Linked DNA regions of Homo sapiens: region 1 is linked to region 2. Evidence: read pairs that join two places in POLR2A ChIA-PET (ENCODE). Cell type or tissue: K562. All regions are shown on one strand. Each heading gives the region's core, and the rest is flanking DNA. Links, peaks and the distances in the headings are about the cores only.

Region 1 (15,242 bases), core at 5,902-10,901, 340 kb after region 2:
TTTCAACAAAAAAATTACAAAGCATACTTCAAGGTAGAAAACAGTTTGAAAAGACAGAGCAAGTACCAGAACCACACTCAGATATGGCAGGGATATTGGAATTATTAGATCGGGAATTTAAAACAACCATGATTAACAAGCTAAGAGCACAAATGAACAAGGTACACAACATGCAAGAACAGATGGGTAATGAAAGCAGATAGACAGAAATTCTAATAATAAAAAATAAATGCTAGAGATAAAAAACATTATAACAGAAATGACGAACGCCTTTTGTGGGCTCATTAGTAGACTAGACACAGCTGACATTAGAATCTGAGCTTGAGGGTATGTCAATAGAACTGTTTTTTCAGTTCTTTCTCAACTGAAAAGCAAAAATAAAAAAAGACTGAGAAAAGAAGAACAGAATATGCAAGAACTGTGGGGGAAACTATGAAAGATGTAACTTGTGTAAAAGGAATACTAGAACAAGAAATAGAGAAAGCAACATAATAAATATTGGAGAAAGTAATGACTGAGAATTTCCAAAAATTAGTGTCAGACATAAAAAAATACCTGTGTATATTATATTCAAACTGTAGAAAATGAAAGATAACAAAAATCCTGAAAGAAGCCATGGTTGGGGGGGAAACAACTTATCTATAGTGGAACAAAGATAAGAATTAAATCTCACTTCCTCACAGAAACCTTGCAAGCAAGAAAAGACTGGAGTAAAATATTTACTGTTGGGTGAGAAAACAGCAACACGGAATTCTATATCTTGCTAAATTATCCTTCAAAAATGAAGAAAAAATAAAGACTTTCTCAAGACAAACAAAAATGAAGAGAATATGTTGCCAGTAGTCCTGCCTTGCAAGAAATGTTAAAAGAAGCTCTTCACCAAGAAGGAAAATTATATAGGTCAGAAACTCGGATCTACATAAAGAAAGGAAAAGCATTAGAGAAGAAATAAGATCTAACAGATAAATGTTCGTTCAAAATAATAATAGCAACAATGTCTTCAATGTTTATACTTTATGTGTAAGTGAAATGAATGACAGCATTGATACAAAGGATGCGAGGGAGGAATTAGCGATACGGTCACCCCTTGGTATATGCCAGGGATTGATTCCAAGACCCTGCACATATACCAAAATCCTGGCATACGCAAGTCCCACTGTCAGCCCTGTAGGATCCTCTACATGAAAAGAAAAGTTGGCCCTTCATAATACTTGGATATTGCATCTTGTGAATTCTACATATATGTGGATCCATGCAGTTCAAACCCATGTTGTTCAAGGGTCAACTGTACTTGGTTATTTCAAAGAACTTGCAATACCCATGAAGCAGTATAGTGTTATTTGAAAGTAGACTTGGATTAGTTGTAAATGTATATTGCAAACTCTAGGGCAACCACTGAAAGAAGTAAAAAAAAAAAAAAAAAGTATAACCGATATACTAAAAAGGAGAGAAAATGGAATCATAAAATGCTCAGTTAAAACCACAAAAGATGAAAAAAGAGTGGGAGACAAAAAAGGAACGAAAAACAAGAGCAATAACTAGAAAACAGTAAGAAATATGGTAGATATTAATCCAACTATATCAATAATAACTTTAAATGGTGATGGTCTAAATGCACCAGCTTAAAGATAGAGATTGTTAGAATGGATCAAAAAACAAAACCCAACAGTATGCTGTCTAAAACAAACCCATTTTTAAATATAAAGACATATATGATTAAAAGTAAAGGGATGGAGAAAAGACATACCATGCTAATGCTAATTAAAAGAAAGCTGAAGTAGCTGTATTAATTTGGGACAGGACAGACTTCATAGCAAGGAAAATTATCAGTAAGAAAGAGGGGCATTACCTAATGATAAAGGTGTCAATAATAATCCTTAATTCCAAGATATAACTATCCGTAATATGTACGTGCTTAACAACAGAGCATCAAAATATGTGAGGCAAAAACCAATGGAATAATGGGGTAGAGAAACAGAGGAATCCACTATTCTAATCAGAGACTTCAACACTATTTTATATTAGAAAATATTTATATTGATTTTTTATTAGAAAATGAGTAAGGACATAGTTGAACTCAAAAACACCATCAATCACCTCAATATAATTGACACCTTTAGAACACTTCACCAAACAAGAGCAGAATACACATTCTTCTCAAGCTCACATAGAACATTCACACTGTGGCCATAAAACATACCTTAAAATTTTTTAAAAAATATAAATCATACAATGTATGCTCTCAGACCACAATAGAAGTAAGCTAGAAATCAATAACAGAAAGATAGTTTAAAAATCCCCAAATACGGCCAGGCATGTTGGCTCATGCCTGTAATTCCAGCACTTTGGGAGGCTGAGATGGGCAGATCACCAGATCAGGAGTGAGAGACCAGCCTGACCAACATGGTGAAACCCCATCTCTACTAAAAACACAAAAATTAGCTGCACGTGGTGGCACATGCCTGTAATCCCAGCTACTCAGGAGGCTGAGGCAGGAGAATTGCTTGAACCTAGGAGGCAGAGGTTGCAGTGAACCGAGATCACGCCACTGCACTCCAGCCTGGGCAACAGAGTGAGACCATCTCAAAAAAAAAAAAAAAATCCCCAAATACATGGAGATTAAACAACAAACTTCTGAATAACACATGGGTCAAGGAAGAAATCTGAACATACATTTTTAAATATTTTGAACTAAATAAAAATGAAAATATGACACCAAAATTTATGGGATGCAACAAAAATAGAGTTTAGAGAGAAATTTATATTGAATGCATGTATTCCACCTTAGAAACCTAGAAAAAAAGAAGGAAATTAAATTCAAAATAAGTAGAAGAAAAAAGTAATACAGATTAGAGCAGAAATAAATGAAATTAAAAGCAGGAAATTAATAGAGAAAATTAATGGAACCAAAAATGATTTCTTTGAAAAGACCAGTAAAATTGATAAGCTTCTAGCCAGGCTAAGAAAACAATAGAAAGGACACAAAGTTACTAATATCAGAAATGAATAAATCGACATCACTATATATTCCATGGGGATTGAAAGGGTAATGAAGAAATATTATAAACAACTCTACATCCTCAAATATGATAACCTAAATTAAATGAACCAATTTTTTGAAAGACATGATCTGCTAAAATTCACACAAGAAAAAATAGACTAAAGAAATTGAACCAATAGTAAATAACTTTCCAAAAGTTATTTATTTACCCATCCAGGCCTGGATGGGTTCACAGGTGGATTCTACCAAACATTGACAGGAGAAATTGTACCAATTCTCTATAATCTCTTTCCAAAGATAGGAACACAGAGAACATTTTCTGACTCATTCTATGAAGCCAGCATCACCTTAATACCAAAACAAGACAAAGATATTGCAAGAACAGAAAACTGTAGAGCATTATCTCTCATAAGCATAGCTGTAAAAATCCCCTATAAAATATTAGCAAATCAAATCCAACAATGCATAAAAAGAATTATAAAAGAATTATACACCATGACCAAGTGACATTTATTCCACGTATGACAGACTGGTTCAACATTTGAACATCAGTTAATGTAATCAATCACAACAATAGGCCGTAGAAAAAAAAACACATGATTATATCAATAGGTGTATTGTGAAAAACAATTTCACAAAATCCAACACCATTTATAATGCAAACTCTTAGTAAGCTTGGAGGAGAGGGGAAATTTTACAACTTGATAAAGAACATTTACAGAAAACCTGTGCTAAGATTATACTTAATGGTGAGAAACTAGAAGCTTTCCTGCTAAGATCAGGAACAAGGCAAGGATTTCCCCTCTCATCACTACTTTTCAAAATAACTGGAAGTCCTAGTTAATGAAATAAGACAAGAAAAGGAAATGAAAGTTATACAAATTGGGTGGGAACAAATAAAACTTTGATCACATGACATAACTGTCTATGTAGAAAAAAAGATGCAATGAAAAACTACCCAAACTTACAAGTGATTATAGCAAAGTTGCATGATACAAGGCTAATATAAAAAGTCAATCACTTTCCAATGTACTAGCAAAGAACAATAGGAATTTGAAATAAAAAACATGATACTACGTATATTAGCACCTCCAAAAATGAAATAGTTGGTATAAATCTAACAAAATATATACATATCTACATAAGGAAAACTACAAGCTCTGATGAAAGACATCAAAGAACCAAATAAATTGAGAGATATTGCACGTTCATGGATAAGAAGATTCAATATTGTCAAGATGTCAGTTCTTCCCAACTTGATCTACAGATTCAATGCAATCCCAATCAAAATCTCAGCAAGTTATTTTCTGTAGACCAAAAAATGGATTCTAAAGTTTTATGAAGAAGCAAAAGATCTAAAATGGCCCAACAAAATATTGAAGAACAAAGTCAGAGTACTGTCAATACTTAACTTCAAGACTTACAATGAACTACAGTAATAAAGGCCATGTTGTGTTGGTGAACGAGTTGACAAATAGGTCAATGGAACATGATAGGAAGGCCAGAACTAGACCCACACAAATATAGTTAACTGGTCCTTGACAAAGAAACAACAGCAATATGAGGGAGCAAAGACAAATGCTATTGAAATAATTGAATACCCCACATGCAAATGAATCTCAACACAAACTTTACACTTTCCACAAAATTAACTCAAAATGGATCATAGCCCTAAATGTAAAATGCAAAGCTATGAAACTCCTAGAAGATAACATAGGAGAAAACCTAGATGACCTTGGGTATGGTGATGACTTTTAAGATACAACACCAAAGCCATGATCCATGAAAGGAATAATTGATAAGCTGGACCTCATTAAAATTAAAATCTGCTCTGCAAAACACACTGCCAAAATGAGAAGGCAAGCCACAGACTGGAAGAAAATATTAGCAAAAGACATATCTGATAAAGGACTCTTATTCAAACTACAATGTATTAGATAACTCTTAAAATTAACGGTAAGAAACGACCTGATTATAAAATGGACCAAATTCTTTAACAGACACATCACCAATGAAGATAATACAAATAGTAAGTAAGCATATGAAAGATTTTCAACATCATAGGTCATCAGAGAAATACAAATTAAAACAATAATGAAGTATCACAACATGCCTATTAGAATAGCCAAAATCCAGAACACTGACAATGCCAGGTGCTGGTGAAAATATGCAGCAATGGGAACACTTATTCATTACTGATGGGAATGCAAAATGGTATAGCCACTTTGGAAGACGGTTTGGTAGTTTTGTACAAAAGTAAACATACTTGGCCGGGCACAGTGACTCACTCCTGTAATTCCAGCACTTTGGGAGGCAGAGGTGGGCGGAACACGAGAGCAGGAGTTTGAGACCAGCCTGACCAACATGGTGAAATCCTGTCTCTACTAAAAATACAAAAATCAGCCGCGCATGGTGGCGCTTGCCTGTAATCCCAGCTATTCAGGAGGCTGAAGCAGGAGAATTACTTGAACCCAGGAGGCGGAGATTGCAGTGAGCCGAGATCGCGCCACTGCACTCCAGCCTGGGTGACAGAGCGAGACTCTGTCTCAAAAAAAAAAAGAGTAAACATACTTTTGCCATACAATCCAGCAGTTTTACTCCTTCATATTTACCCAAAGAAATGGAAAACTAATGCCCACATAGAAATTTGCACATATATATTAATAGCAACTTTATTCCTAATTTTCAAAACTTAGAAGCAACCAAGATGGGTGCTTAGACAATTGGCTGAATAAATAGACAATTTGTGGTACATCCATACAATAGAATTTCATTATTCAGCACTAAAAAGAAATGAGCTATCAAGCCATGAACAGGCATAGAGGAGCCTTAAATGCATATTGCTAAGTGAAAGAGGCCAGTCTGAAAAGGCTACATACTGTATGATTCCAACTACATGACATTTTGAAAAAGGCAAAACTATGGAGACCATAAAAAGCCCAGTGGCTGCCAATGGTTAGGGGGGAAGAAGGAATGAGTAAGTGGAACAGGAGGATTTTTAGGGCAGTGAAACTATTGTGTATGATACTATAATGGTGGGTTGTTGCAGGCTGAAAGAGTGAGGGTCGTGATCAACTCAGTATACCACCGGAGGCTGTATGAGTAAACAGCAAACTAGTCTCATGAATGCAGGTTGTTGGCAAACTGACAAACTGCATCTGCCACCCAGAAGGAATGCTGAGGGCAGTCACGCTGGCAGTGTTTCTCGTGATTAGGCATAATTGACACCTGTTAACAGTAATGTGAACCTGTGATCAATTAAGCAGCTGACCAATCATTACCTCCTCCTCCCTGCTCTTTCTACACAATAAATACGAAGGGCTGTGGAAGCTCAGCGGGCTGCCTTTGCTCACTAGAAACATGGAGCTCTCTTCTCCCCTGGACTCCTTCTTTAAAACAGTTTCTCTGTCTTAAGTTTTCATTTCTACGTTCGTCCCCCTTGGTTCAGTCCCATGGTAACCGTGGCAAACTGCCACAGTGGATATATGTTATTACACATTTTTAAAAGACCCATAGAATGTACAAAACCAAAGTGACTCTAATGTAAGCTATGACCTTTGAATAACAATGGCACATCAATGTAGATTCACCAATTGTAACCAATCTGCCACTCTGGTGGGGGATGTGGATAATGAGAAAGCTATGCATGTGTGTGTGTGGGCGTGGGGTTTATATGAGAATTCTTTGTAGTCTCTGTTAAATTTTGCTATGAACCTGAAGTTGTTCATAAAGTCTATTTTAAAAAATTGTACAATTAATTTGGAAAGCTAATACACATTGACCCTTGATGTCACAATTCAATTTCTAGGTATTTATTTAAGCAAAATGAAAACATTTGCCCACAGAAATATTCACAAATATGTTCATAACTGCTTTATTCACAGTAACCCCAAACTGGAACTATCCCAGGAACTCATCTGTAGGAATGAGTAAGCAAACTGTGGTATATTCATACAGCAGCACACCACTTAGCTGTAAAAAAGCATGAAATACTGATACGAACAACAACCTGGATGAATCTCAAAAACATTTTGTTGAGTGAAAAAAGCCAGACACATACAGCATGTATATAAATGGCACATGTGCAGTATGCATACACCCTATGATTCTTTGGTGGAAAAATCAAAACAGTATTTGCTTGGTGCAGTGGGATTCATAGGGAAGGTGCACAAAAGAATTTTCTGGAGTAATGGGAATATTCTATACCTTGATAGGGTGTGACTTATAGAGGTGCATGGATTTTTCAAAATAGATTGAACTCTGTACTTAAGAGCTACACATTTCACTGTATGTAAATTCTACCTCAATAAACAAAACTGTTTTCTTAAAAAGAGAAAGTGGTTGGGCATGGTGGAACTTCTCTTTAATCCTAGCACTTTGGGAGGCTAAGGCCAGAGGATCACTTGAGCCCAGGAGTTGGAGGCTGCAGTGAGCTATGACCGTGCCACTGCACTTCAAGCCAAGCTGTGGAACAGGGAAAGACCTCCATCTCTAAAAAATGAAATAAAATGATATGCAATAAAATAAAAATAAAGAGAGAAAGAAGATTTCACTTTTCCTCTTTCTATAGTGGAGATAGGAAAGAAAGACGTGTGTTAGGAATGGAACCTCCTTGTGGATGGATTAGCCAATCTACAGTTTCTGCCACAAGGTCCAGACTTTCCTAGCCATGTTGTGTGTTCCTCTGTGCCTATCTGGAAAAATTCAGGCTATTTCCCTGAAACAGCTGAGGGAAGGGAAGAGGAAAAAGAGAAGGAAATTAAATTTATCAGATCCCCCTGAGGCCTCACTTGCAACATGAGTTCCACAGACTTCTGCCAGAATATCAATGATCTGTCGCTAATCCTGCCCCTAGGCTTAAAGTGAAATTATACAAGATTAACAGATGGAAGCAGCCAGGAAATTCCAGGAAATCTCAGAGGAGACTGGCTTGCTTTCTAGGGTATTTGTACTCTAAGAGTAAAATGATTTGAAAGTAAATTTTATAGGTGGGAATTACTCCAGATCATTCCAAATGTGGAGGAATTACCTATTACCTCATAATTAATCAGATATTTTCCCTGAAATATTTTCCTGAATTAACCAGATATTTTCCTGAAATAAAGGGTGTTTGACCAGAAGGCCGATGGAGTGAGACATCCCTCTGTAAGAATTCACTTCATCCTATCTTTTACATTATTTAAGCCAGGCCCTGGGTATGTCACTGGGGGATAGTTGAAATATTTTTTCCCAAGTATACTTAAAAAAAATTAGACTGTGTAGTGAGGGGAGCCTTGCAGCAGTGAGGAAGTAGAAACCAGAGTTCAAAGTGGAGATGGGATAAGAAGGGAGATGGGAACTGGGGAAGGCAGTGGAGAGAAAAGGAAACCAGTCCATTGGAAACTCTTCTTGCAGTTTTTACCGGTCTCTCTGGAAGGCTGGCAGGGCTCCCTTCAACCCTGTTCTTATCAAGGACCTCAGCCACGTGACAGAAGGAGAGCCTGGTCCTTCACCTGCACACTATCTCCTGCTCACAGAGGAGGGTTCCTGCCTTGTCCTGTTGTGCAGCCTGTCCCTTTCTCGCCTTCTCATCTTTCCGAAAGCACTTCTCTGCACTTCCAACCTCCCTTCTTGCCTCCCATCATCAAAATGCCTCATTCATAAGATACACACTGCTCTTCCTCCTCTAACTAGTGTCCCCACACGGATCAGGAAAGCCAAAGGTTGTCCCCTTCTTCCAAATATGCCCGTCAGTGCCCAGCCCAGTTGTGCGCTTTCCAGTGATGTAAACATCCAAGTGCACCTACTTACCCAGTACCAGCATGCACAGGGTGAGTCAAGACGGATTGGACACATGCAAAATATGTCACTCGGTAACTACATTTTATATGAACATGCGTCAAACTCAATGTGTAGAGAGCCATCAGAGTAATTTCTGTAATTGTGCAAACACTCAATATTTGCCCCTCGAAGCACAGAACATGCATCAATCCTGTAGGCTAATGATTGTTTCCAGTTCACTCCAGGCTCCTTGTCAAAATCCACTTTTTTTTTTTTTTTGACACAGGGTTTTGCTCTGTTGCCCAGGCTGGAGTGCAGTGGCATGGTCATAGCTCACTGCAACCTCTGGTTCCCGGGCTCAAGCAATTCTCCCACATCAGCCTCCCAAGCAGCTGGGATTACAGGTGTGCACCACCATCCCCCATTAATTTTTGTACTTTTTGTAGAGAGTAGAGATGTGGTCTCACTATGTTGCCCAGGCTGCTCTCAAACTCCTAGACTCAAGTAATCCACCTGCCTCAACCTCCCAAAGTGCTGAGATTACAGGCGTGAGCCACCGTTCCAGGCATATAATCTACTTTTGATGGTTGAAGTGGCAGCTACAATGCTTCCCTCCATCCCTCAAGTCTGTGAGGAAGAGGTTCTTGATGTATCCTCAGTGGGAAAGTCACATGGAGTGACATCTGGGGATTTAGGAACCACACTTTTAAGGGCAGGTTGGCCTGTGCAAAATGTTATTCCAGTGACCTCTGGACTCCACAACTGACCTGAGATAGAGCCCCATCCCGCTGGAAAATGGAGTTGTGAGACTTCCTGCAGCTGTAGAGAAAGCCACTCATGGATCATGTTCAGATAGGCAATGCTGTCAATGTTCTCTGCAAAAAAAAAATAAAAAAAAATAAACGGACTGTGTGTGTGAAAATTGAGAAACAGAAGGGAAGCTCCAGAGCTAGGTGCATACTGAGTATTCATAAACAACATGATTACTAAGTAAAACAATTTTGAGGGATTCAAGACTCTCTAAACCACTAGGTCTACCATAGAAGGCTGCACATCTCACACTAGCCTTCGTGCTTCTGTCTATGTTGCTTACACGTGTGGCTGCCAGTATTTCTCTTTCAGTGGGTGCTCCCTAGGGACAGGCCTGGCTCGCTGGGATTCCCTCTGAGCAGCATCATCCTGCATTGTGGCTTGCAAGATTAGGCACTGAATCTTAAAGCTTTTGATGATGATGACAATAGCCTCTCCCTCATTCTCATCTGCCAACTCCACCCTGGGAGGCAGAACGCCTAGGCAAATCCTCTTTGAGGCAGACTTTCCATGAGCTCAGGCTTCAGGAGCTCCCTCCTGTCCTCCCTCCACACTGGGAACAACTCAAGAGTGCAGGTTAATCCCTGGGCCTGGAACAAAGGCATTCTGCATTCCAAGGCAATCAGAGACAGCTCCCACCTGAAGGGAGGCTCTCCCGGCAGAAGGAAGAGGCTGGGTTCAGCTGTCCCCTGGGGAGGAGGCTGGCTGTCATCCTGCTTACTCATCCTGCGTGCTTTGGTTTCTCTCACATAGTTGCCTGAACCATCACCCTTTGTTCTAATCTTCTTATGAAGGTTGTGCCTTCCCCACTCGGCTCTTCTAGGGAAACAGAACACCTCTGGGCACCACCATGGGACATGAGCCATGGTCACCAGAGAGGTTTCACCTGAGAATAACCATCCAGGGTAGATAGGGTGGCCTGCCTATGAACATGACCCTCTCCTGGGATAGGTGGTCGCTGGCAGAGGTAGACTCAGAGGCAGAGAGGGCTGGACTCACAGGAGAGAAAAGAACAGGGCCCAGCCTAGGGCAGCTGTCTGAAAGCAGGCCAGGAACAACAGGCACCTCCCACACCAGGACAAAGAAAGACATAGACAATCAATGGCAAATGAGCCAGGTGCAAACTTCCCCTTTTAGTGGTGGTGGGGCCTGGGAAGAAGTGGAATCAGAAATAGATCTTCCGGCAGCAGCAGGATTCCCTCCTCTCTAACTCCCCCTCCACTGTCTTAGAAGCCCTTCATCACCTCTCATGAGTCCTCCCAGCTGACCTCACTCTATGGGGTCACTGGACTTGGTTCCCAGAGCATGCCTGGCAGCTGGGAATGGGAATTTTTTTAAAAAACCTCTTAGTAGATATATAAGAGAATGTCATATAAATTTAGCAAAAGGAGATACACTGGTGTCAGGAAATTAAACATGGCACTTTATATTGCTGGTGCTGTCTGATGCACACACCAAGCCTAGATTGAATAAGATGTTGAAGTTAAACCATCCTCTGATAGACTAAATGAATTACATTACATATTTTATTCAGGGATGAGTTCACCCCCACACTTAAAAAGACAGGAACTCATTAGTGAAAAAGGAACTGATGCAGTTGGCACTGCTGGTTAATAGCAGCTGCCCCTGTGTGTGTACCCCAGAGAACAGCCTGAGACCCAGCAGAGGATGGGCAGGGGAACCTGACTCCATAAGAGGGAGAGCAGTCTTCTGGGCTCCTGCCAAGAACTCAGAGGTTGGATCCTCTCTCCAACCACCTTTCCTTCCAATCACTCAGACAACATGCTGCCTCCCCCACTGGGCGGAGCTCTGTCTGCCCCATGCTGCTGCTCAGCAGAGTGGCTGCAAGCTTGCAAATTGCTCTTCTGATCCTGTTGCTCTTCTGCCTTCTGCGGCTCTGTGTGGCATCTGGGAGCAGGGCAAACCTCTATACATGGCTTCCTAAGTCCTTACTAATGTGGCACAAGCCTGCAATGTTGGTTTCATTTCTCTTACCGGTCTCTGAACCACCCTCCTCCCCCACACACATACCCTGCACTTGTGTCCCTGTTCTTGACGCTTCTTGTGGGCCTCTACATACAAAATGTCTTCATACTTTCCTATGATAATATTAGCTTACCTTCGGTGAGAAATTATATGCCAGATGCCTTGCTAAGACCTTCAATTAATTATCTCACTGAAGCCTCACAATAGCACTTTGAGGCCGGTGCTATGTTCACTCCCAGTTTACAGGTGTAAAAACAAGGCACAAAGGGTTTAAGAAAGTGCAGAGGGACACCCAGGTGCTTGGTCATGAACCTGAGCCCTCTGTCTCCAAAGTCCATGCTCTTAACCAGGGGTTGGCAAATGTTTTCTTTAAAGGGACAAATAGTGACTATTTTAGGCTTTGCAGGGCATACAATCTCTGTTGTAACTACTCAGCTCTGTCTTTGTAGTGTGAAAGCAGCCGTGGACATTGGACATTGACACAGACATAGGACACTGGGTAAATGCATATAGCTCCCACCTGAATTGCCAACCCTTCTTACCCATCCTAGCATCATTCATGCCAAGCCTAAAGCCTCTATCCCAAGAGAGTAGAGTGGGTCGGAGCACATACCAGAAGGAACACTTCTTTCCCAGAACTGGGTGGAAGCACATTCTTGGTCAACCATTGTGCAACCAGGGTGGAGGGAGGGGAGCTGCTTCCGTTGTCTTGAGAAGGTATCTCGTTCTTGCCAGACGCTGAGTTAGCACCTCCTTTAGACAGGGAACACCCTGTTCTCCTGGATGCTGTGTCCCCCCCTCCAAATGTTGGAGAAATGGGACTGCTTTTAAAATAGTAACAAGAGCTTTCCTGAGGCTCTTCTTAGCATGGGAGTTTGTTCTTCCTCCTGCGGTTGCTCATTTATCCATAGGTTCTCACAGAACAATATTGCCCAGGATTGCTCTCCATTCTCCTCATGCACAGTGCTTAATGCATGGACTGGAGAAGTGAAGCTCATTCCTCTGTAAACCAAGCACACTCACCTTTGTCAGCCTGCCCACCCTCCCAGAAGGTGTATATGGATTTGAGATTTCAAGCACTGAGATCAGAAATTAAAATGTGGAATTGACATGTTACATCATCACACTTGTAAGGGCACAATTTTATGATTCACAGCTTCCATATGCCCCTTGACTTTCCCTACACACCCAATTAAACTGTCTGACTCTTGATTCTTAAGAAATGTCAAAATCTGTGGGAATAAAAATCCAGTGAATTCCTTAATGATTTTTATATCACTCATTTTCCGTTGTTTAAATTAAGCTCTATGTAAATGCTCCAAAACAGCAGGGAGAAGGTGTCTATAAATTTCAACTGGAAAGGCAGATTTACATGAGACTAAGCTCAATAGGAAAGCAAGCACTGGAGAGAGAGGTGCAGATATGGAAAGAAACTCCTGGCAGAAGTCAGGTCTCTGAGCACCCTGGGCAATGTCTGCTCCCTTCATTTTAGGTAAACGGCATGTGGGCAGGTGATCACACAGTACACAGAACAAATGTTGCTCCTACAGTGTAAAGACTCAACTCCTCTGTCCCTCTTGCCTGACAAAGGAGGGTTAGATCCCCAAAGCAGACCCCGTTCCTATGTCCAGGACACAAGGGAGGACAGCCAGGAGCTCCAGAAGAACTGGTCCAAATGCAGTGGAAAAAACACAACAGGCTACTTCTTGCTCAGGCCATCGGGCAAATGCCCATACGCCCTCAGGAAGGATCCCACTCAGAGGGTGAGGCTGGTGCAAGTGGAGTAGAAAACCTGTGTGGGAAGGGGGCACACAGGGAGTGTCTGATGAAGAAGAAGGAGGGGACAATTATCACAGATCAGCTCCTTGTCTCCTTTGTTTGAGGACATGACTAACTCATGACTTCAGTGAATGTATACCCGGGCTTATTGTGTTAGGATCAAGTCAAGGCTGGAAGGCAGGAGAATTTCTCTATGACTAAAGGAAGCCAAAAAGCAATCTTCATATTTCATACCTTTCTAGAAACTGGGTGTGATCTCACTGTTGGTAAAGCCCAGCCCTTCCCAACCTGCAAGCTCACCTTCCAGGACTGGGCCCAGCCCATGCTCTCCATATATAAGCTGCTGCCCCGAGCCTGATTCCTAGTCCTGCTTCTCTTCCCTCTCTCCTCCAGCCTCTCACACTCTCCTCAGCTCTCTCATCTCCTGGAACCATGGCCAGCACATCCACCACCATCAGGAGCCACAGCAGCAGCCGCCGGGGTTTCAGTGCCAACTCAGCCAGGCTCCCTGGGGTCAGCCGCTCTGGCTTCAGCAGCGTCTCCGTGTCCCGCTCCAGGGGCAGTGGTGGCCTGGGTGGTGCATGTGGAGGAGCTGGCTTTGGCAGCCGCAGTCTGTATGGCCTGGGGGGCTCCAAGAGGATCTCCATTGGAGGGGGCAGCTGTGCCATCAGTGGCGGCTATGGCAGCAGAGCCGGAGGCAGCTATGGCTTTGGTGGCGCCGGGAGTGGATTTGGTTTCGGTGGTGGAGCCGGCATTGGCTTTGGTCTGGGTGGTGGAGCCGGCCTTGCTGGTGGCTTTGGGGGCCCTGGCTTCCCTGTGTGCCCCCCTGGAGGCATCCAAGAGGTCACCGTCAACCAGAGTCTCCTGACTCCCCTCAACCTGCAAATCGATCCCACCATCCAGCGGGTGCGGGCTGAGGAGCGTGAACAGATCAAGACCCTCAACAACAAGTTTGCCTCCTTCATCGACAAGGTGAGCCAGTGCCATGCCCTCCATGGGGCACTTCAGGGTCCCCAGACCAGAGGAGCAACACCTTCCTGCCAGGGAGACCTAGGAGGGAGGGAGAAGAGGACTCAGCCCAGCTCTGCAGAGAGTGCAGATGGCTGCTGGTGCCCAGCAAGCAGCAGGGATGGGCATCACTCCCCCATGGGATCTCTGGAGTGGCCCTCACTCCTGCCTAGGGAGAACCATAACTTTTCATAACCCTGAAGCACAGATGAGGCCATCAGAGAATGGAGTAGGTTAACTCTTCCCTTTGAAGCGTCAAAGAAAATGCCAGGAGTACACGGGCTGGTAAATTACACTCTGGGGTCTGGATAAGAGGAAAAAATATTGGAAACAAAAGAAAGGATATTTTGGCTAGATTAAGAAAAAAAAGACTTAAAACGTTTATACGTTATGTGGAAATGTTAATTAATCCTCAAAACAAAGAATGACCATAACATCAGGATGTTTTAGAGGAGAGACTTGCACAAATGGGAAATAAGACGGGAATCAAATCATTGGGCAACATTTAACATCTCTTCTAACTGAGGTCCTATCAGTAATAAAAACTGTGTAAAATTTATCAGATGAATACTATTTTATAACTATGTTTGTAATTTTGGCTGGGAAAAGAAGGAAAAGACATGTTGAAACTCATTAATATGTCCAATAACTTAGAGAGTGAGAACACCTGAATGGTCCGTGGGACAATTCCTCTAGTGAGATTGGTGGGGTACAAAGGAGAAGGGGTTGGGGGAGCAGAGCTCAGCCTGAGCCTCTCTACATGCACTGTAGTAGCCCAGCACCATGGGAACCTCCCGGACCTGCCAGGAAACCGGATACCAGACACTTTTTCTTCCTTCCCTTGCCTGGAAAATGATCATCTTGTCTCTCTTTCAGGTGCGGTTCCTGGAGCAGCAGA
Region 2 (15,242 bases), core at 4,756-9,755:
CCTTCCTTCCTTCCTCTCTCTCTCTCTCTCTCTCTCTTTCTTTCTTTCCTTTCTTTCTTTCATGGAGTTTCACTGTTGTCAGCCCGGACTGGAGTGCAATGGCGTGATCTCGGCTTAATGCAACCTCCACCTCCCAGGTTCCAGCAATTCTGCCTCAGCCTCCCGAGTAGCTGAGATTACAGGTGCCTGCCACCACACCCGGCTAATTTTTGTATTTTTAGTAGAGACAGGGTTTCACCATGTTGGCCAAGCTGGTCTCGAACTCCTGACATCAGGTGATCCACCAGCTTCAGCCTCCCAAAGTGCTGGGATTACAGGTGTGAGCCACCATGCTCAGCCCACATCTCTTTTCTTATCTCTTCTTTTGACTCTTACTTCTCAAGCCCAGCAGGGACTTTAAGGTCAAACACTGAAGGTCCTGGTGCCCTGTGGGGGAAGTTGGGAGCCAGGGCCTCAGAGAGTAGGTGAGGTGGGCGGCAGGGTGGGGCTAACTTCTCCTTAGGTAGATGCATTACAAGGGTCAGAAATAGAGGAAGAGATTGGCAAGGGGAGGGAGGCCGTTTCCTGCTCCTCCTGCGGTGTAGAGACCTCACTTCTAGATGTGAAGTGTTATGAATTCTCAAATTGTTAAGTATTCTTGCACTCATATTTCCTAAACCCAAAATATCAATTTGGGTGTCAATGGAGGATGGAGAGCAGAGACCACAGAGTCAGGCCATTTCCTCAAGCACTACAGCTTGATTCAAAAGTCACATGTGGTCCCTTGACTCCCAAGCAGAGCCCTCTGGGGAGGGTTCTTGGAGTATCCAGAACCATCCTCCTGGTTCTTGTTTGCAATGAGAAGCAGGGCTTGAGATGAATGTGATGAATCCTCTTACTCAATTTGCTGCCACTATGTTTCACCAACAAATTTGGACCCCTTGCTTTGGAGTCCTCTGGGGTGGCTATTAAGATCCAGATTCCTGGCCTCCTGGCAGAGCTGAGGAGTCAGAATCTCTAAGGATGGGGCCCAGAAACCTGCTTTTTAAATGAGGTTGCCCAGCTGGTTCTGAAGCATGTGGTCTTGAGAGTCCAGTGGCAGCACGCAGGAGTGTGTATGTGTACTGGGTACCTGGGTCTGGGAATCACAGCTCCTCACACAGCAATGTGCCTTTCCCAGGAGAATCCCTCCTGGAGATATAGCACTGTCCCCTGCTCCTTTTCCTGCACAAACATGATGAACTGGGCTCCCCTGTGCAGGCCCACGTGGGTTAGGATCCCAGTTCTGCCACTCTTCTTTCTGAGCCTCAGTTTCTTCATCTATAGAGTAGAGATTATGTTTCTATCCACAGAGTGGGAATCGATAATAACAGCCTTTAGACAATTCCTTCTTTCCTGAGTCAGATGTGAGGGCAAATCAACTGTAAGGCTGATAAAGACAGGGATCTCATCCTTCCTCTAGCTTTCTATTGTAAGTAAAAGGATTATATTTTCTTTTTTTTTTTTTTTGAGAAGGAGTCTCACTCTGTCACCCAGGCTGGAATGCAGTGGCGCGATCTCGGCTCACTGCAACCTCCGCCTCCCGGGTTCAAGCGATTCTCCTACCTCAGCCTCCTGAGTAGCTGGGACTACAGGTGTGTGCCACCATGCCCGGCTAATTTTTTTTTTTTATTTTTAGTAGAGACAGGGTTTCGCCGTATTAGCCAGGATGGTCTCTATCTCCTGACCTAGTGATCTGCCCACCTCAGCCTCCCAAAGTGCTGGAATTACAGGCGTGAGCCACCGCGCCCGGTAGAGATTATATTTTTCAAGTCCCAAATTGAGGCATATGTTTTGATGTACTCTGACAACAGGACAAAGTATTTGAAATGGGACTGTCTGAAAAAAATGAGAACCATTGTGACCCTCAGGGGGAGCCTTGCAGATAGTGATCCATGGTACAGGAAGAGCTTTAAGCACCCTGGGAGAGGTGCCGAGGGCTGGGGGTGGGAAGAAATAGGGAAAGAGCACTTGGGGAGGTGGCACAGGAGTTGTACTAGTGTCCTAGGCCTGTCATGACAAATCACCACAAATCGGGTGGCTTAAAACAACAGAAATGTAATCTCTCCCAGTCCTGGAGCCTTGAAGTCTGAAGTCAAGGTGTTGGCGGGGCCGTGCTCCCTCTGAAGGTGCAGCGAGAGTCCTCCCTGGGTCTTGCTAGCTTCTGCAGGCTTCAGGAGCTCCTTGGCATTTTTCGTCTTATTGCTGCATCATTCCCATCTCTGCCTCTCTCTTCTTCTTTCTATTTTTTGAGATGGAGTCTTGCTCTGTTGCCAGGCTGGAGTGCAGTGGCATGATCTTGGCTCACTGCAACCTCCACCTCCCGGGTTCAAGCAATTCTCCTGCCTCAGCCTCCCGAGTAGCTGGGACTACAGGTGCGTGCCACTATGGTCAGCTAATTTTTTTATTTTTATTTTTAGTAGAGATGGGGTTTTACCGTGTTAGCCAGGATTGTCTCGAACTCCTCACCTTGTAATTCACCTGCCTCAGCCTCCTAAAGTGCTAGGATTACAGGCGTGAGCCACCATGCCCAGCCCTGCCTCTCTCTTCTGATGAGCTCTTCTCTCTGTGTCTGTCTCTGTGTTCTCTCTTCTATTCATAAGGACACCAGTCATTGGATTTAGGGCTCACCCTAAATATGGTACGATATGATCATGAGATCCTTAATTAATTATATCTGTAAAGACCCTACTTCCAATAAGATCACATTCTGGGGTTCTGGGTGGACATGAAAGTTTTGGGGGATACTCTTCAACCTACTGCAGGAGGTAAGGAAGTGAGGGAAGCAATACCTTCCCTTAGAATGAGAGGAGCCTGTTGCAGGGGTGGTGTTGGTACAGACGGCCATGGATAATTTTGAGCTCATAAGATTATGATCCGCCCCAGCCTTCAAGTGATATCCACAGTGGGTGCTTTGAGAGGCTATGTTGGACTTACAACCACCTTCTCGCTCATTTCTACCCCGCTTCCAGAACGCCAGCCTGCAGGCCGCCATCACTGATGCTGAGCAGCGTGGGGAGCTGGCCCTCAAGGACGCTCAGGCCAAGGTGGACGAGCTGGAGGCTGCTCTGAGGATGGCCAAGCAGAACCTGGCCCGGCTGCTGTGCGAGTACCAGGAGCTGACGAGCACGAAGCTTTCCCTGGATGTGGAGATTGCCACTTACCGCAGGCTGCTGGAGGGCGAGGAGTGCAGGTGAGGGAGGCTTGGAGGGACCTGGGAATATGAGTTTGGGGAGGAGGATGGGATGCCAACACAGTGAGCTGCTTGCTAAAGAGGATTCTGAGAGATTTCCTGACATTGTGAGTTGCTAAGGGCAACCGACGCTGCAGAGAGGGATTTTAAGTTGGAGACTGTGGATTTTATCTGCTGAGAGGGTGGGTGACCTGCTTTGAGGGGCTTAAAAGCTCGTGGGGATGCATTCTTTGTAGTATTCCTTAGCGCATCCCCCTCTTGTCCTTTTCCCCCTAGGATGTCTGGGGAGTGCACCAGCCAGGTCACTATCTGTGAGTATCAGGGGACTTTAGGGATGGGATCCCCATGGGGAGCTGATGACCCTGCTCTGACCCGGTGCGTTTCTTGGCAGCCTCGGTGGGAGGCAGCGCTGTCATGTCTGGAGGAGTTGGTGGAGGCTTGGGGAGCACTTGTGGACTCGGTAGTGGGAAAGGCAGCCCTGGGTCCTGCTGCACCAGCATTGTGACTGGAGGCTCCAACATCATTCTGGGCTCTGGGAAGGACCCTGTTTTGGATTCCTGCTCTGTGTCTGGCTCCAGCGCTGGCTCCAGCTGCCACACCATCCTGAAGAAGACAGTTGAGTCGAGTCTGAAGACATCCATCACCTACTGAGCGACCCAGCAGCCACCTCCTTCCTGAACACATTTGGCCCACTCCCCCCATCAGCCGGCTCTGCAAGGCCAACTCCGTGTCCGCTGCCCACAGCCCAAGCCAGCCCACAGCGGATGCTGCAAAAATCAATAAAGTCTCCCCTCCTGCTGTTCTGAATGCTCTAAGTGCTTGCACACCTCACCCAGCAAAACAAAAGCTGTGTGGCTCCCCAGCTTCCTCTCCTCGGAAGGCAATTGTGGCATATCTGTGTCCAGACGTGTTCTATTGGTATCTCACTCCACATCCCAGCCACTCTATCAAGGGATCCTTCAAGCTCTCCAGTGTGTTCCTTGGGGTGCCCTCCATCTCCCACAACTCCACTGATGTTTTAGCTGTGCTTGTAGCTCACTTCCTCATCAACTGCCTGTTTTAAGAGGTTCTAGTCCTGACTGGGGCAGCCCCCTTCCTTCTTGTTCCTCCTTCTTCCTGACTGTGCACCAAAATTTTCTCCTTTTAGGAACCTTCTCTAATTCCCATGTCTAAACTACTGGGCCCTTCCTGTCCCTGGCAGTCTGGCTGCACCTGTTGCTGTCCTGGGTGCTATGTCTGTCTGGCTCTGGTAAGGGACTCAGCTTCTCTATTAGCCTGGCACTCCTGCATCCAGGATGAGGATGTGCTCAGCTTGTGCCTGGGGGCTCTGATGGAGATTGGGGTTCAAACTCTGCCCCTACCCCCTTATCTGTTGGCTCTCATCTTATCCTTGGGCAAGTGTGAACATGAGGCTGGAAACTTCTCCTCCTTCCTCTCCTTCAGGAAGCTCTGCAGGAAGCCAGGAGTGTGGGAATCAGGTGGGGTGCCAGGAGGGGCTGGAAGGATCACCTTTTCTACACACCCCCAGCAGCCTCATGGGTGCCTGCAGTTGCTCTTTCCCCATTCTCGCTTTCCAGACCCAGGTGGGGGACCTGGCTCAACCCCAAACTCCATAGTCTGGGCTGCAGGAGGTCACACTACGCCTCTCCTTGCTTTAGAGGGAGGGCAGACCTTTCCTCAGATTCATGAATCGCTCCATCCAAATTATGCAAGAAGGCTTTTCAGCTTTGTGTGAAGGAGACCAGAGCCGGTGAGGATGTGGCTTGAATCCCAGCTCTGCTGTTTCCTAGTGGTGTGACCTTGATCAAGCAGCTTGACCTCTTCAGTTACCTCATCTGTAAAAAGAGATTAATAATAATATGTACCTCACAGGGCTGTGTGGCGACAGTGCCACTAGGATCCCAGAAGGAAACTAAATTCATCCAAGGTAGTTCAATTAAATTGACTTTTTGAAAAAGTATAATTTCCGTTTTCTTTTTTCCCCAGAGGATAGTCTTTTCTTTAGTGCTGAGGGATTCGGCCCCTTACATGGGCTTTGGCGGAGATTGTGGGCAGCACCAGCTGTTCTGACTAGGGATATGGGTGTTGGGTCCTTCTGGGCTTCACAAGGCTGCTTCCTGCCTGGCCTGCTATGAGTGACTCACCTCACATGGTAATGCAGTTTCACATACAGCCTGGGAAGCACCCAGACATCCAAGACACTCGCTTTGGAAATGTTCCTGATGGCGGTGGACTCTACCACGTTTTTCAGACTAAGACCTCCTTAATGGCCTTGCCCTCGGGCACGTGTCAGGTGGGGTTTGTGTAGTGAATAGGCTGCACGTGGTCGTGGGCGTGATTGTTGTTCCTTCTTTTCTTTGTCTTCTTGGAAGTGAGGACCTGAGAGGGCTAAATTGACTTTAAGGAAAGGATTACTTGCAGAGGTGTGGTTAGGGCTGAGGGAACAGGGATGGAGAGGCCAGGGACCAGCAATGGCGAGAAGCCGTTACCACACCTAGAGTGAGGTCCACCCTCTCAGTGTGTCCAAGACTGAGAGGACTTGCAGTGCTAAAGCTGGGCAGTCCTGAGAAAATCAGGATGGGCTGGTCGCCTTATGTAGAGCTGAAGATCAAGAGAAGCAGTGAGGTGGCAGAAGCTGTAATCATGGGGAGATGTAGCCATGTCCCCAGACAGTGGTCTGAAGTGGTTGGAAGCAGGGAGGGAGCTGGGAAGAAACATCTGACCTGTCTCCTCCCTCTGATCTCCTGCTGGTGTCTCCCTTTGGTCAACTCAACTGGAAGCCAGAGTGCCAGGGAGCAGCCCACAAGGGTCAGAGGAAGGTGGAGAATGGAGCGGGAGGGAGGCAGATGGAGCATCACCCAGTGCGGAGACTCAACATGCCATTGCAGGGAAGGCATCCAGGCCACTCTGCTGCATAGTACGTGCTCAGTAAGTGTTGACTGTAATAATGATGATAATTAGCTCAGAAAGCCCTACCCTCTTGGGGCTCCTTTGTCCCTGTAACTTTCCTATTGCTCGGCACCCGGCCTGACCCATGGTAGGTGCTAGGTTGGCAGTATCCACTCTCTTGCCCCCTCCCTTTGGTGGCAGCAACCTTCAGTCCCCTCTGCTTTTGTGTCCTGCCATCAGGGAGGGACTCTGGGCAGGTGACAGTCTCCAGAGATGGAGCCCCTCAGTAATCAGTATAGCAGTGTGCAGCAGCTCTTCCTCTCTGTGGAGGGCAGGAGGGGAGGAAACTGCTCCTCCCTGGGCTGCAGAAAGAAGGTCTGAGCGTGCATGTCCTGTCTGAAGGTAGAGTGGAGAGTAGGGGCTGGTGGAGGCAAAGTGCCCTCCCAGGCTTCTGTCTGGGCCTGGGCTGTGAACCTGGGTGGGAGGGAGGCTGTCTCCAAGCAGCAAGCCGGGAGCTCCATGAGAGTGTGCCCTGGTCCCTGTGTGCCTGTCACCAGCTCCCAGCACAAAGCGTGGCCCAGAGAGCGTGCTTGGTAAATGTGTGCAAGGGACTGGCGTGAGTGTCGTGTCTGGGGTGAGGTGAGACTTGTGTTTATCGACTGCCTCTCACTCCCACCAGCCTGGCTGCCCTGTGACTCAGAGGGCTGACAACACTTCCTTGCCCAGGGGGCCCACAGCCACATCCTGGAGGCTAGGGCCCACTCATGACTGTTTCCTCCTCCCACGCCACCCAGGGAGAGATAAGGGAGGCTGAGAAAGTGATCTCAGCCTGGGGAAAGGAGACGAAGGTCAGTGGGAAGGGGCGGCTTCATCCAGGGATCACTTTTCGAAAGGTCTTCCACGGAGGGCCCTGCTTATAGGCAGAGAAAATGGGGCTCAGAGAAGTTGCGAGTTGCCCCAGGACACACAGCTCAGTGTGGGAGACGTCTCGGCTTGGCTCCCTGAAATGCCCAGTGTCCTAACTCCAAAATCTCCTCTTGGCTATTAAGGGACTAGTTCTGCAAGTGCTCTCACTCCCATTCCTTGTGGGAGCTGGGTTCAACCTCTTCAAGCAACGGGGAGCCACTTACAGCCTCCCAGGGGCCCTAGGAGAAGATCCCACAGCTCCCTCTGGTCCTGGAGCAGGCTGTCTCTTCACTTGCTGGGCTGTGGGGAACATGGGAGGGAGGCCAAGCCTTCTCCGTGGCAGTCCCATGTCCTCTCTGTTGGGATCCTGGGGACACAGCCTGGCTGGTTGTCCTGCTCATCTGATGGGGGTGGGGAGCACAGCGATGCTGTCCTCGCTCCTTTTTTTCAGGCAAGTCTCTGTTCACTTTGAGCCCATCTTCTTGCTGAGAGAAGGGGGTGGGGAGGGCCAGTGTCTAAAGTCACCTCCTCAGTCACCCCTCGGCCCTGACAGTTGACGTCTCTGTCTTTGCTTGGGGCTGTGTTTGGTCCCAGCAGACTGAGGTGAATAGGAAGTGGGCGGCGGGGACCATATGAGGTGATTTAAGGAGCTCCCCTGGCCCCTCTGAATCAGAAACATGGGCTCCTGCATGTGGGGCAGGGGAAGATGGGAGTGACGGGGCTGCTGCGTGGGCCTCCTGGGGCTTTTTTGGAACACCTGCTTTTTGGAGCTGTGCCTGTCTCCACCCAGGGTGGTCTGTGTCCTTGACCCACCTCCAGCTCCCTCCAAAGTGGCTGAACCTTTCTGTGGGGACTCTGCTGTGGGGTAGAGGCTCAGGGATCTCAGGTATTGGTTAAATCCCCTGCCCTCTCTTCAGCCTCCATAAGAATGTCCTTTGCTCCCAGGCTTCTGGGCCCTGCCTGAGGACCCCAGGCCTTTTCTACCTCCTGATCAAGGGCCTGGGCCCCACGATTGGGCAGGGATCCTCTTTCTGTCCTTGAATTCACTTTGCCAGCATAGGCTCACTTCCCAGAAGGCTCTGCCACTGTACGGCAGAGGCACAGGCTATCCCCACTCTCGCCCTGTCACCTGTGTCACACACCCTGGACCTGGGAGGAGTGGTGGGCCGTTGGCTGGGGGTGGGATGGGAGCAGGCCTGGATGCTCTCTCTGGCAGCCCATTGCCCAATGCTCCTTCTCCTACCACCTGTACAGCCCCAGGCCCTGCAGCCTTGGCTTACAACAGGGGCCTGGGACAAACCCCGTAGAACAGAGCCCTATTGACAGTGGCCTCTGGGGCTGGGTGGGAGGACAGCAAGCCAGCCACTGGGTGGTGGGGGTGGCCATGGGAGCCCGTATCATCCTGTGCCAACCGAGGAGAGCCTGGGGGCAGGGGGAGAAGGTGGCATCCTGCCCCAGACAGTCTCGGCTCAGCCCCAGCTCTGGAGCACAGGTGATAACCGGGAGGGCCCCTCCCTCCTGCTTGGGGAGAGGGCACTCCCCGTGGCCCTAAGGACCCCTCCCTCTCCCCTTGGGGCGATGGGGCAGGAGTGTCTGTGGAGCTGGGGAGCCGGCCCAGTTGGGAAAAGATAAAAAGCCCACAGTGGCCCAGCAGCTCACGGCACTCCCTTCCTGCCCTCTCATCCTGCCCTCCGGCCCCTCTGCAGCTATGAGGTCCTCCGTCTCTCGGCAAACATACTCCACAAAAGGGGGCTTCAGCTCCAACTCTGCCAGCGGAGGGAGTGGGTCCCAGGCCCGCACCAGCTTCAGCTCAGTGACGGTGTCTCGGAGCAGTGGCAGTGGTGGCGGGGCCCACTGTGGCCCCGGCACAGGTGGCTTTGGCAGCCGAAGCCTCTATAACTTGGGGGGCCACAAGAGTATCTCTGTCAGTGTGGCCGGAGGGGCCTTGTTGGGGCGGGCTCTGGGGGGCTTTGGCTTTGGCAGCAGGGCATTTATGGGACAGGGGGCTGGCAGGCAGACGTTTGGGCCTGCTTGTCCTCCTGGGGGGATCCAGGAGGTCACTGTCAACCAGAGCCTGCTGACCCCCCTCCATGTGGAGATTGACCCCGAGATCCAGCGAGTGCGCACTCAGGAGCGGGAGCAGATCAAGACCCTCAACAACAAGTTCGCCTCCTTCATCGACAAGGTGGGCCAAGCAGGAAGGAGGAAGGGAGCTCTTGGGGAAGAAGCGGGACCTCTAATAGAGGGTGGGCTGGGCCAGGGCTGCTGTAGCCCACTTGTACTAGGGTGGTGGTTGATAGAGCTCTGGAGCTCTCCCGGTCTGAGCCTGGGATGCCGAGACGTGGGTGGCTGGAGGCGGCCTTCAGGTCTTCACCGTGCCTGTGCGGGGGGAGTCTCCAGTCTACTCATGAGTCCGGTTTGCCAAGTCCACCTTGCCCGTGTTGAAGCCTGTCCTACCACCATGATTAATACGATTGATTGCACAGTAGCCTTACCTCATCATCAAAAAATGGATTGTCCTCATAGCTCCTCTTAGTGGGGTGGCCTGCATTGCCTTTTGTCATTTTACAGCTGGGGAAACAATGCTCAGGAGTTGAAAGAGTTGTTCAAGGCTAAGAGCATGGAGCCCTGTTTGTTCCATTCTTTCAGGCTTGGAGGAGGCTTAAGGGCAAGATGTGATCAAAACACAGTTGTGTGTGGGTGGGGTCCTAGGGGTAGGCTCCCTTCCGCTTCTCCTTTTTTTACACTCTGAGTGAAGAAGCTCAATTTGGGGTGGACAATGAGGAGGGTGGTCACCAGGTCACCAAGCTCTGGGAATGTGGAATTTGACCTGTTGCCCATAGGCATGCCCTGAACCTTGCCCTTGCCTCCAGATGGATGGGAGCAACACTTGTGCTGGGATTTCCTGGTCTGTTTCGCTGGCATTGTCCACCTCGATCCTGAGCCAAGGCAGCGGGTCATGATGGGGAAGGTCTGGCAGACAAATGTACCTTGGTTCAGTGATTTGTGTGTTTCCGAAGAACATGCACATCCCTTTTCTCCTGAGGTACCCACAGTGCTTCTATGAAGACTCAGAAATGGTGATATTGTGCCCATTTTTGAGATGAGAAAATTGAGGTCTAGAGAGCTCAAGTGATTTGCCCAGGATGATACAAGGAGTTGGAGGCAGAGGCGGGACTGGGACCCAGGCCCCTGGACTCTGTGGTTCTTGGCACTAAGAGTTGTTACTGCTCACAATAGGCACACCTGCTGCATGATGCTCCCAGGGCATGTGACTGAGGCCCAGGTAGTGTGGAGATGGGACCTGGAGATATTGGATGACAGAATATGAAGCAAGCCGTCTTGCCTGCCTCCTCACCCTCTCCCCTAGTGACTTTTGGTTTTCCTGTGGGACTGTCCCAGAGGCCAAACAAGCCAAAACCTTTCTCAGGATTGCAGAATCACAGCTTGGGAGCTGGAGGTCTGAGAGATTGTCTTGGAACCCCAGCTGGGCCAAGAACTCTCGGGGGTCCTGTTAAACCCACACCGTAAGCCTCCTTCTGAGTCTATAGAGGAAGGGCTCAGACATTGGTACTTTAAAAAAAGTTTTTTTTGGGAAAAAATGTTGAATTTACAGAAAAGTTGCAAGAATAGTACAACATACTCCTGTATACTCTTTCACCCAGTTCACCAATTTTCTTAATTTATTATTATTATTTTTTGAGACAGGGTCTTGCTCTGTTTCCCAGACTGGAGTGCAGTGGTACAGTCATAGCTCACTGCAGCCTCCATCTCTTGGGCTCAAGTGATCCTCCCACTTCAGCCTCCTGAGTAGCTGGGACTACTGGTGCATGCCACTACACCTGGCTAATTGTCTTGATTTTTAGTGGAGACAGTCTTGCTATGTTGCCTAGGCTGGTCTTGAACTCCTGAGCTCAAGCACTCCTCCAGCTTCAGGCTCCCAAAGTGTGTGATTTTAAACAGTTGATTTACATTTTAAACAGATGATTTTAATGCAGAATTAGGGGTCAGAAACATAGATCTAGTCCAGTTTATGCAGGACAAGTGAGAGAGGGAGACTCAGAGAGAAATGATTCGACCAAGGTTACCAACTAGTAAATTGGTACTGCTACTGAGCTGGGCTTTTGTGCTTATTAACTTGGTAGAGTTCTTTCCATCAGATTGGACGGTCGTTTCCAGCAGTCTATTCCCCTAAGGAGTGCCTCCCCACAGCAAAGTGTAGGTGCGGCTGCAGCGTCCCTATGTTGCCCTGGCCTTGGAGGGGAGGTGGCAATGGACCCCATCCTTGGCTCCTCTGGTGACCGGAGGGTGACATCAGCCCACCCTTTCTGCTCTGGCTCAGGTGCGGTTCCTGGAGCAACAGAATAAGGTGCTGGAGACCAAGTGGGCACTGCTGCAGGAGCAGGGCCAGAACTTGGGTGTCACCAGGAACAACCTGGAGCCCCTCTTTGAGGCCTACCTGGGTAGCATGCGGAGCACGCTGGACAGACTTCAGAGCGAGCGGGGGAGGCTGGACTCAGAGCTCAGGAACGTGCAGGACCTTGTGGAGGACTTCAAGAACAAGTGAGGAGAGCAGGCCAGGCGGGGCCATGTGGGAGTGAGGAGGGGCAGTGGGAAACCTGCCAAGAGGGCCACCCCATTCCCAGGGTCCCAGGCCCACCTGGGGGATGCACAGACAGAGCTGGCTCCCTCAGGTGCTCAGGTCCAGCACCTGCTGCCACCTGGAGAATTGGCAGGTTTGTTTGTAATTTAAAAAAGTTTTTAAAGTAGGGGGAATAGTATAATGAACCCCATGTTCCTGTCACCCAGCTTTAATCATTATCAACTCATAACCAATCTTGTTGCATTTTTTACACCTCCCCACTTCCCTTCTTCCCGTGTAGTCTTTTTTTTTTACCTTTGCCTTTTTCTACGTGTTCTGATTCCCTTGTAGTCTTGAAGCAAATCCCAGACATCTTGTCATTTCATTCACTAATATTTTACAAGTTATATTCATATATCTGCATGTGAATGTAGTTCATCTATGACTCAGTAAAACATACAGTGGCATAATCACACCTAAAAAATTTTAAAACAATAATTCCTCAATATCATTAAATATCCAGCCAGTTTTGAATTTCCAGTGACCCCATACATGTCATAAATTTAAAAAATACAGCTTATTTGACTCAAGCTCCAAAGGTTTATATATTATAATTGGTTGATATGCGTATTTATAACTTTTAAACACGCACATTTAAAAATGACTTTTCCCATAAATTGACCATGGCAATTTCTAAACCTTAAAATCTCATCAAAAGTGGTTGGGGAGGAGTTAGCTGGTTTGAATGACACTGTGTTGTTGAAAGTGATGGTAAAGGTCAGCCACTGTTGACACATCTTCACTTGTCCCTCTAAAGCCTCCTAAGGGCTTGGATCCAAAGAGATGGCAGCTCTTGATTGCCATATTATTGCACAAATTCTGTGCCTCTTTCCCTAAAATGGGGTGGGGAGAGAGAATGTTTAAATCAAGGCAGACCCCATGTTTCTTCACTGGTTGGCTACATTAAAGAACTGCTCCCCAGAGGTGTTCTTGATCAGTGAGGGACCCATCAGGGCTTCTGTAAGGCTGAGTGGGTCCCATGCCTGAAAGGCAGAGCCAGGCTGAGCCTGGCCTGAGTCTCCCATGTGTAACAGGTACGAGGATGAAATCAACAAGCACACTGCTGCAGAGAACGAGTTTGTGGTGCTCAAGAAGGTGAGCCGAGTGGAGTGGGGGAGGTGGTCCTTTGGCTGCCAGGGTACTGGGCTGATTCGGGGAGAGGGGACATCCCTGGGGCCTGAGGATCTGTCTTGCTCTCTCGTCCCCAGGATGTGGATGCAGCATACATGGGCCGGATGGATCTGCATGGCAAAGTGGGCACCTTGACCCAGGAGATTGACTTCCTGCAGCAACTCTATGAAATGGTGAGGTGGCCAATGGGCAGGGAGAGTTTGCATACACTATAAACAGCACTGGGCGTTTTCCATGGAGGTCTGACCTGAATTCACCAGTGCAACCTCATTGGTGGAAGATGAAACCTTAACACTTTTTTTTTTGAGACGGAGTTTCGCTGTGTTACCCAGGCTGGAGTGTAGTGGCACAGTCTTGGCTCACTGCAACCTCTGCAAAGCGATTCTCCTGCTTTAGCCACTGGAGTAGCTGGGACTACAGGTGCCTGCCACCATGCCCAGCTAATTTTTGTATTTTTAGTAGAGATGGAGTTTTGCCATGTTGGCCAGGCTGGTCTTGAACTCCTGACCTCAGGTGATCCACCCGCCTTGGCCTCCCAAAGTGCTGGGATTACAGGCGTGAGCCACCGCACCCAGCCTAAAACCTTGACACTTTAATTAATACTAGCTTCAACTTATTAAGTGCTTTTGATGGGCCAGGCACGGGGGCAAACTTTTAACATAATCTTCTCAATAACCCCAGAATGCAAGAACTATTATTGTCTCAATTTTATAGTCAAGGACCCTGGGGCTCAGAGTTGCTCGTGGTCACATAGCTAGGAAGAAGCATGCTAGAATTCAAATCTGGCTCTTGAACTCCGAAGTCTGACTCTTACCACTGTTATATTGCCCTCTTCCTGCCCGGTTTGTAATGGAGCAAGGGATGAGGGAGCAGGAATGGGCAGAGAGGAGGGACTGGGATTCCAGATTGGAGTAGAAGGTGAGGCGTGGGTAGATTAAAGAATCCAGGAGGGGTTCCAGGAGACAAGAGGGCTTTGGAGACTAGAGTGAGAGGGTTGAACTTAACATGAATTGACCGCAGAATCACAGACTCTTAGGGTCCGCAGGGACCTCAAGACCAACCTTCCATCCAGTGCAAGAACAATTTCTATGATATCCCTGACATAACCCTATCATATGTAACCTCTACTCAAATACTTCCTGTGGCAGTGAGCTCACTACTTTTTAGGGCAGGCATTACCATTGTTGAACAACTTCATTAGAGCACTGACTTGAATCTCCTTCTCATGACTTCTGCCCTTGACTTTGCCCAATTGTCTTCTTGTGACTTATGCCTTTCACATGATAGCCCTTTAGAAGTCATGATGATGACAGGATAAAAATCTGTGGCATGTGAGGACGTTCAGGAAACAGGGCTTTTAGTGAAGTATTCAGAAGATGGAGGGGTGGGGAGGGAGGTTCCAGATACAAACTTCTATTGATGCAGCCTAATAGTGCACTAGTTTATGTGTTGTTTTAGAAGTTGTTTCACAACGTTGGCTTTCTTAGAACCCCTTCTGGACTTTTTCACATAAATGCTTTCAAATGAGACATGTATCTACTCTCCTCCAACTTCCTGTATGTGGGTAGCTGAATTTTGCAATTGAGTGGAACAGTTAACCATTCCCTTTCTTTCCTATGAAATGCCACTGTGGTGTCATCCCAACATTTTAAGCTATGTGGGCTCTTAGTAACTTGATTCTTTTATCCAGTGTATTAGTGATGCATAGCTTTGTGTTATCTGCAGGTGGGATAAACTTTCAGTCTAGGTATTTGATAGCATCTCAGTGTAAATCATTGATACACATGTTAAGGCAATCAGGGCCTAAAACAAAGTCCTGTGGGTCTTCAGTGGTGATTTTCCAAGGGACTGTTAGTCTGTTAACCAATAATTTGTGGTTAAAGAGCCTCAGCTACTTTAAAATCCCCTTAACAGTACTGTTACCAGGATCACATTTTTCTGTCTTCTTTCAAGAATGCTATGGAAGGCTTGGTCAGACATTGTCTATGGCAGGCCTTTAGCAGTTTAATATTATAATCATGAAGGAAAATGAAATCCACTTGGTTCCACTTTTCCTTAGGGAACCCATGATGGCTTCATGCCTCTCACACACATTTAGGAATTCATTCTATGGGTCTGGAGGAGGTTGATGTCAGCCTTATTTGAAAAATTCCAAATCTCTCCCATTTGAAAATCAGGCCATTTGCTGCGTTTGGGGTTTTGGGGTCTCCTCCTCTCCATATCTCTCAAGGATGACCAGGGCGTTCCTTCCCTTGGCAGTCCCTGGAGCCTCTGAGTGTATGCTTTTCTAGCCTGGATCCCTGTGATCTCCAACAAGGCCAAGGTCTCTCATCTACCCTGTCTTGGGTTCCCATTTCCTCTCAAGCATATTTCTTGTGCTTTCCACTTTGATGACCAGTTTGTTCTTGATGGAAAAGAGGCAAATGACAAAGCAGCTGAGCGATTGGCCTTTCCTGGATCTTC

What was found. ChIA-PET counts read pairs that join two places held together with the same protein. Peaks named below come from ENCODE experiments on the same cell type or tissue, not always from the same donor. Only the 100,000 strongest peaks of a DNase experiment are listed, where the experiment ranks them.
Region 1: POLR2A ChIA-PET joins it to region 2 with 5 read pairs; 5 of 35 experiments call an interaction of 5 or more read pairs at or near these places.

What each region holds. Positions count from the first base shown.
Region 1 is chr12:52,491,715-52,506,956 of GRCh38, reverse strand. It overlaps KRT6A (keratin 6A), which reads left to right and starts at 13,700. Exons shown (of 9, transcript NM_005554.4): 1 at 13,700-14,308; 2 at 15,221-15,242. The coding sequence starts at 13,769. In K562, for the core only: no CTCF peak of the experiment used is centred there; no DNase peak of the experiment used is centred there.
Region 2 is chr12:52,827,733-52,842,974 of GRCh38, reverse strand. It overlaps KRT79 (keratin 79), which reads left to right and starts at 8,664. Exons shown (of 9, transcript NM_175834.3): 1 at 8,664-9,191; 2 at 11,349-11,569; 3 at 12,683-12,743; 4 at 12,857-12,952. The coding sequence starts at 8,715. It overlaps KRT78 (keratin 78), which reads left to right. Exons shown (of 9, transcript NM_173352.4): 7 at 2,991-3,211; 8 at 3,488-3,522; 9 at 3,603-5,168. The coding sequence ends at 3,862. RefSeq lists an enhancer at 4,993-6,192. In K562, for the core only: no CTCF peak of the experiment used is centred there; a DNase peak (open chromatin) is centred at 6,814; H3K27me3 peaks cover 2,628 bases.